Regions from separate parts of the Homo sapiens genome. Here region 1 is linked to region 2. The links are chromatin contacts, found by Hi-C in ENCODE. All regions are on one chromosome and are shown on one strand. Each heading gives the region's core, a stretch centred on a gene start or an enhancer-like site at or near the end of the contact. The rest is flanking DNA. Distances are from core to core; before and after follow the strand shown. Region 1 holds the start of MYB (MYB proto-oncogene, transcription factor). Region 2 overlaps STX7 (syntaxin 7).

Region 1 (3,788 bases), core at 325-2,824, 2.7 Mb after region 2:
TTAATTTGCCTTGTCCTTTGTAATTGTGATCCGAAATATCTCACAATAATTTTGTTTCAGTGTTATTTTCTTCTCAGGAGGAAAGGAATGTTAAAACCTTACTAGCAACTAACACTTGATAAAGATTTAAACTATATAACAATTTTAAAGAAAGTCTAAAACACCAGATAGTCTTGAAACCTCGCATGCTTCACCGTTTAATAAAATTATGACTCATTTTAGTAAGAACATGCTTTTTTAGTAAGAAAAAATGCTTTCTGAGCTAAGTTTGAACTGCTGGGGCACATGGGACACCCACAAACCCAGTCAGCAGAAGTCTCAAACTCCTAAAAGATTAAAGGAAAAATACATTAGTGTGTACAGAGAATGAAAAAAAAATCCCCAATGGTTCTAATCTATAAACGGAAGTAAAACTAAAACTCCCCTAAAATCCCCCCAGTCATCAATCCTTATAAATTCAGCACTTATCTTCTTCCTTTACTTCTGGAGACCCTCATTAAACAACACGAAAGCCTTTGCTGACTTTTATCTCGTAAAATAGAGCCCTCAAATGACACTAAGCAGGGATACCGACCTCCAAAATCACAAACTGTTTTACTTCTAAAACCATGCATGCAAACGTGGGGTTTCCTGAGTTCTGCTAGGGGCGGGCTGTCTGGACCCCCGTGTATTTTTTTTTTTTTTTTTTTTTTTTTTTTTTTTTTGCAGGTGTGCAATCCAGGGTGCGCGCTCTGTGCAGGGAGGGGAGCAAAGGTGTGCGGTGGGCACCGCCTGGGCCGGGCGGGGCGGGGTGGGTGGGGCCCGGGTGTGTGCTGGGGTGAGAGTGAAGGACATGTGACAATACGACGGTGGCGGCTGCAGGATCCGGGAGGGGAGTGAAAGCTCCGCTGGGGCGCTCCATTAGTGAGCGGTGATGGTTGCCGCCCACTTGTATTGAAGCGTCCTTTGTCACTAACAAGTTAAATTAGAGATGTTATTTATTTAAGAAGAAGGAAAAAAAACCCTAGCCAAACAGCCTATGAATACATATGCTCACATCCCCTACTCCTCCAACTCCTAATTTCCCCGTCTCCAGAGGGCACAGTTGTAAACCTTGACGAAAATCCAATCTTCTGTGCGGGAATTTCCCCCCACCGCTTGCCGCCCCCGCGACAGTGAGTGGGAGCTGGAGGAGCTCTGGTCCCGCTGCCCGGGAGCACGCGGAGCCGGGCGACCGCGGTGCGGCAGCCAGGGAGGAGGGGAGGCGGCGGGACTGGGCGCGGGTCGGCGCCGCCGCGACCCGGGAGCGGGGTTTGCTCAGGAAAAGGCGCCGTCGCGGCCCCCGGCCACCCCTCCCTGGCCCCGGGCTCCCTGCCCGCGCGCCTCCCGGGCCTCGCGGCGCGCTAGGCGCACCGCGGCGGCGCGAGCGCCGAATGGGAGCGGCGACCCGGCCAGCCCGGCAGCCCCGCGGGCGGCAGCCAGGGCGACCGCGGAGGCGGCGGGCAGGGCGCGTGCGCACTGCAGGGGCGCCAGATTTGGCGGGAGGGGGAGTGTCCAAAGCTCTTTGTTTGATGGCATCTCTGTTTACAGAGTTTACACTTTAATATCAACCTGTTTCCTCCTCCTCCTTCTCCTCCTCCTCCGTGACCTCCTCCTCCTCTTTCTCCTGAGAAACTTCGCCCCAGCGGTGCGGAGCGCCGCTGCGCAGCCGGGGAGGGACGCAGGCAGGCGGCGGGCAGCGGGAGGCGGCAGCCCGGTGCGGTCCCCGCGGCTCTCGGCGGAGCCCCGCGCCCGCCGCGCCATGGCCCGAAGACCCCGGCACAGGTAACGGGGAGCCGGGCGGGCGGCCGAGGGCGGGGGCGCGCGGGGGCGCGCGGGGCGCCAGGCTCCCGGGAGCAGGTGGGAATTCGTTCCGGGATCATCTGAGGGGCTGTCAGACCCTCCGAGGACCTGGAGCCCCTGCCTCGGCAGCAGAAGCCGCTCCAGAGACTGATGAATGGAAGAGTCTTTGCGGGAAATGTATCCGGACGTTGGGAAGCACGCCCTGCGGCTCATTTTGCAAGTTGCATGGGGATACATTTTTCTTTAGGGGGAAAAAGAAAGCACGTTCCAGCCGAGGGCAGAGCGGTGCCCACCAGCCCCGGGGAGCCCACCAGGTGCCTGGCTTGATGCCGCGGGTGTCGGCGAGGGATCCGCAGCGTAATTGCTGGATGCATTGAGATATGTTTGGACTTGGAAGTGCAGAGCATATGGCAGATACAGGGAAAATGCTGGATTGTTTAGTAGCTGCAGGTAGTTCATTTAAATTTCATTCATTCTTTATGGAGGCGAGGACCAGTGTCAGCTGACAGGCGGCTGAAAAGCAGATTTTAGGGGGATAAAGGGGTCTCTACTTTTGCAAATTGTCTTAAGACCTGGTTTTGGAGGTTCGAATCATTTTTCTCTGAAAGGCTTTTACTTCCACTGCAAACATTGCACGCGCACCCACACGCGCCGCCGTCGCACATGTCACTGCACTTAGGGAGGCTCGCCGGGAAGATGGGTGCAGTCCCTTCACATTTTTGGCCGGACAGATGGGAAGAGGGAGAGGAGGAGGAGGAGGGAAATCCTCGTCCGAACTGTCAGTTGCTCGTTCCCCAGTCTCCACCGGCCTCTGGACTTTCCCAGCAGCACACGCCGGGGCTCCCTGCGAGCGGCGGGTGCCAGGGCTAGCTCGGCAGCCGTCGCAGTCGCCACTCGGCTCAAGGGGACAGAGGCCGGCAGCACCCAAGGCCGCTGCCGCGCAACCGGGACGCGATCCCCGCGGGCTCTGCCCCCAGGCGAAAGGTCCCTGCGCGGCGCGCACACGTGGATGCGGCTGAGGTCGCCGCGCCTTCTCGCACCCTCCTTCAGCCGCCTTAGGTCGCCCCGGCCGAGGCGCGGTGACCGGACAGACCCTCGCGAAGGAGTTCTAAGGCGAAGTCCATGGAGGCAAAGCAAATCCATTCGCCTTTCCTTAGATTGTTTGATTTTCTCCTACTGGTTTGTTGTTGAGCCTGCGGGCGCTGGTCCCCGCGCGGCGCTGGGAAGTTGCAAAGAGCGTGGGTGGAGACCCTGCAGCAGCACCCGCGGGCTGGGCTGGGCGGGGAGCAGCGCCGGGGCTTGGTTGGGCTCTGGGGACGAGAGGGCGACTTGGGGGAGCTCCGGGCTCCCTATGCCTACTCCGGAGCCTGGCCGCGCAGGACGGTGTGCTGCCCCTCGAGGGCTCCACTTTTCGCCTTTAGGACTTCACAGGACAGCTACCGGGGTCATCTGTTTTTTTTTTTTTTTTTTTTTTCGAGAGCTGAAACTGGCAGCAGGAGGAGGGAGTCGGGCAGGGGTGCTGGGAGGAGGCGCGGCAGCGGCTCCGCGCCCCGAGGTCTCGGCCGCCCCCGCGGGGCGGGGCCGCGCAGGTTCCCTGAGGCTCCAGGTAGCCCAGAGGGGAGGCGGCTGGGAGGGGCGGGAGCCTTGAACCTGCCTCAGGGGAAGAGAAACCCGACTGCGGGCTCGGAGCCGTTTCTTGCAAGGGCGAGCGTCAACTCGGCAGGGATTATATTAACCAGGTCAGCGAAATGAGTTTGAACCCCTCCGAATCACAGTAGCGGCCACAAGGCACTTCCTCCCGCTCCCCTCCCTCTTCCTAACCCCCAGCACCTCTTTTCTTTTTCGTTTCTTTGCACGGTTTGTTTCCTTGACAGAATGTAACATTCATAGTTGTACTCTTGTAACCACACCGGGTCTAGCAGGTGGGGAGTCGAGTGCATCAACCCTGAAATCAGCCTTTGAAAATC
Region 2 (3,960 bases), core at 1,078-3,577:
CACCAATTTCCTTCAATACAAAATTTTGTTAATTCTGACAGGATACAAACCTCTGTGCCCCAGCTTTCCCATCTCCTAACACTTAAAAATAATACATAAGCCTTGGTGGAACTCTAGCTAGTCTTGAGTGTGATGGCTTCTTCAATTATGGGATTTTATGAGCATGCATTATGGATTCAGATATGGCAATCAGCCTCTTAACAAAACATAGAATAATCTTGTACCTGTTAGAAGAGTTTCGGGACTCTTAAAAAACTTTGGTTAGAATTATTGCCTGTTAAAGTTTGAAGAGACCATAACCTAGCCCACAGAAAATACACATGAGAAAACCATGTCTTGGAAGGTTCGAGAGCTTACTCAAGGTCACACCGCTATTTGGATCTGATTTCAGGAAATGTACATGCAATCACATACAGCTTGCTTGATTAGAAATGTTTCCGATTATCTCATTGATTTCTTTAGCTCAGCTACACTCTAAAAACTCTGATTCTAATCAGAGAATTGCAAAGTAAATCATGAGAAACCTATGACTAAAATGAATAAAAAGCTGTAAACATCAAATGTTGACAAGGACTTTGAGCAGCACAAACTCTGATACACTGGCTGTACTCATATCTGGTACAACCACTTTAGGACACTGTTTAGCTGTTATCCACAAAAGCTGAACATAAACATATCCTATGAGCCAGTAACCCAATTCCTTCACATACATGCACCAAAAGAACATATAAGAATGTTCTGGGAAGCATTGTTCATCCTAGCAAAAAATAAAAACAAAATCAAAAACTGGAAACACTACAACCAGTAGAAAGAATAAATAAATTGTAGTATGTTTAAATATGGAATACTATACAGTAACGAAAACAAATGACCTGCAGCTGCATGGATGAATCCCACAAACATAATGAAAGAAGCCCAACATAAAATAATTCTATTTGATTATTGATTCTATTAGATTAAAAAAAGGAAAATTAATCAATGATGTTAACAAAGTCAGGACACTGGTTATCTCCGAAGGGCATGAAGGGGTGTAAGCACAAGAAGGTTTTAGGGGACTAAGGAATGTTCTATTTCTTGACATTTGTGGTAATACAATAGAAAATTCATTCAGCTATACACAAATAATTTGTCTAGTACTCAATGTATACATTATACTTCCATTTTTAAAAAGTCTGAAAAAGCAAGCCTGTGTTTACTTATGTGATGTATTTTGATATATTGATTCTGCTGCTTTTAAAAACATGAGTTTCTCTGTGTGTTCTCAAGACATTTTTCTATGTTGTTTGTGTTTGGGCAAGGATGAATGGCCCTTGTGAAAATGCCTACTCTGGTTTACCTATATGATAGGTACCTTATACTTATAAACCCACAAAGGCTTGCTTATCCTTATACTATACATCACAGCTAGGAGTATGTCTGACAGAAAATATGGAGAAATGATAGAAGGTAAACAGGCATAGATGTTGCTAATAAAAATGTCACTTTTGAACATCTCAATCCAAAGTTTGAAAACTAAATCTAAGCCTTTCTAAGAGGCATGGTGATCTTCTAGACCTGTGATAACAAACGATTTTGTTTGCCTGCCAACTCCAGTCTACTGGGAATGGTTGCCTGGAGCCTTGGGTTGAAAAAGACTGGATGGCATGCTAGGCCAGCAACAGAGAATACTGTCTATGCCATGGGTAAAAGATGGAGCATGGGTGGCACAAGGGCCTTGTTGACTGTTACGGAGTCAACGCTTTCTCTCATAGGATACAAATATTTTCTTAATCATTTTAAACTGTCTACAGAGCCTGTAATAAAGTCATAGTTTGTTATAACTATTTACCAGTTTTATTATTTTAATATAATTAAATTTCTAATTTATTTTACATGTAAGCATTTACAATATTTAAATATTTTATGCTTAATATAAATTATATCATTATAATATGGTTTAAATGCTTTACTGGTGAAACAAATTCAAAAGACTGCAGATGGTCTTAAACCAAAAAAATGGTTTAAAAATATTTTTGACTGCCATTTTCCTTTTTTGGGGGTATAAACTAAACCATAAAACTTAATATTTTATAAGTGTTTATTTCATCAAAACTAATGTGAAAATAAACTTTCCCACTGCAACACTCAAGAAGACTTTAGCTTTAGTTTAACAGATGCTCATATTCTAATTACAGGTTACCTTACTTACAGCATCTTCTCTTTAGGTTTCTTTTGTAAAATCAGATAATTGTACTGACACAATTTCAAAAGTTGCAAATGTAGTGTGAAGAGAACCTAAATGTGGTGCAAAGTATCATTTTATTCAATCGCACCCAGTATTATTAGCATTACCAAATGGGGAAAAAAGTGAACTGAAATTTCACACTTCTGCCTTTCACTTCCACGTGATTTCTGCATAGCCCTTATCAGTACACATACTTGACAGTAGTTAGATTTTTAACAATACTTTATCTAATCTAAACTCCCCTTCATTTAGACATTGAATCTCAGAATTAGAAAAAGTACAGTGATGACTGGTTTCACTAAATTCATGGCCCCAAATCTTAAATGTATACTCAACACATTTGCTAAACCCCCTTCTTTCCCGCCCATTCTCTATCTGATGACCTTGCTTCCCATTTCATTTAAGAACAGACCCACTCAAACAGGAAATCTCCCATGTTTGCCCACCATGTTTCCATCTGTACCACACGTAGCCTCACCTCTATACGGTGGATGAAATGTGAACTTGCTAGTGGTCCATTCCCATGCCCTCACTTTCAAAACATTTCCTTTGCAATTATACGCTTACCAGAATTTCTCTGTTGCAGTGTAAAATGGAACCCTTTCTTTGATCCTCTTTCTACTTTCATAGCAGAGTCTGCTAGTTGCCTACTAAATATTGATTCTCTCATCCTTCTTTCTCAAATAGAATAATCCCCAATTTTAGTGAGCACACTGAAATCCTGCTAAGATGTTTTCAGCCTCTCTGGCAGCTAGGTGTAGCCACCTGATCAATGACATAAGCAGAGATGAGGAGAAAATCTGGAAAGTCTCTTTAAAATGGAAAGAGTGGGTGCTTCTCCTTCCCTTCCTCCATCTACACTTGCAATATGGCTATGAGAATGTTCTTTTCAAAGTCACCAGTTTACCAAATCCAATTATCTGCTTTTATCTTAGTCTCTCAGCAGCATTAGGGAGAGATAATGCCTCACTCATTCTTGAAACATTCTTTAATTTCTAGAAATCTACCACATCTTGATTTTTATCTTACCTCACAGGTCACTCCTTAGATTCTTCATGCTACCTTCCTGATTTCCACATTTTTTAATGTTCCAGGCCTCTTCTCTTTCCTCACTCTTACGTGATTACTTTACACCTATGGTTTTAAATACCATTTATACTCTGAGGACACTCTGACTTCCAAATTCCTGTATCTAAAGTAGATGTTTGATATCTCCACTTAGATATCTAAATGATATCTCAAAATATACTTAGTCAAAACAAAACTCTCCCCTACTTGTCCTGAACTGTAGTCCCTCCCGTTTCAGTACACACTTGCCACCACCTAGTCGGTTGCTCAATGCAAAAACTATGGAGTCATCTTTAACTCCTTCCTTCCTCTACCATCCCTACCCACATGCATCAGCAAGTCCCGCTGGCTCTACCTCCAAAACACACTCATTGCTTCTCTCCATCCCCACTGCCATCACCCTGGTGCAAGCCAGCATCCGAGCTCTCCCCAGACCTCTGTGATGACCAGCATACCTCCCTGCTATTCCCTCAATGTCTATTTTCTAAGCAGCAGCCAAAGTAATTTTTTCACAGTGTAGATCTGATTATGTCTCTCCTCTGCTTAAATGCCTCCAGTGATTTCCACTGCCTCTTAAAATGAAATCTAAACTTCCTGAACCACCTGCAAGGCCCCAGCTGACCCGCCAGACCCCTCTGGTTTCATCTCCTGGCACTCTTGCCCCAGAT

The links. Hi-C counts contacts between places; a loop is a spot of excess contacts on that map. Pooled maps may share reads with other maps.
Region 1: a map with no recorded cell type shows a loop between it and region 2 (16-fold over the local background). The contact joins the promoter of MYB here to the enhancer-like site in region 2. A Hi-C loop is called at or near these places in 4 of 37 single-sample maps with no recorded cell type and 3 of 50 pooled maps.

The regions. Positions count from the first base shown.
Region 1 is chr6:135,179,734-135,183,521 of GRCh38, forward strand. MYB (MYB proto-oncogene, transcription factor) reads left to right here and starts at 1,575. Exons shown (of 16, transcript NM_001130173.2): 1 at 1,575-1,803. The coding sequence starts at 1,781. RefSeq lists silencers at 694-803, 1,244-1,293, 1,364-1,583, 1,644-1,693, 2,743-2,822 and 2 more.
Region 2 is chr6:132,496,389-132,500,348 of GRCh38, forward strand. All of the region lies in intron 2 of STX7 (syntaxin 7), which reads right to left. Among named protein-coding and RNA genes, the nearest start is that of STX7, 15 kb to the right of the region's middle. RefSeq lists an enhancer at 2,702-2,911. Within about 2 kb of position 2,328, at least 4 of the 41 ENCODE cell types and tissues checked have a DNase peak (open chromatin) inside an H3K27ac peak, as active enhancers do.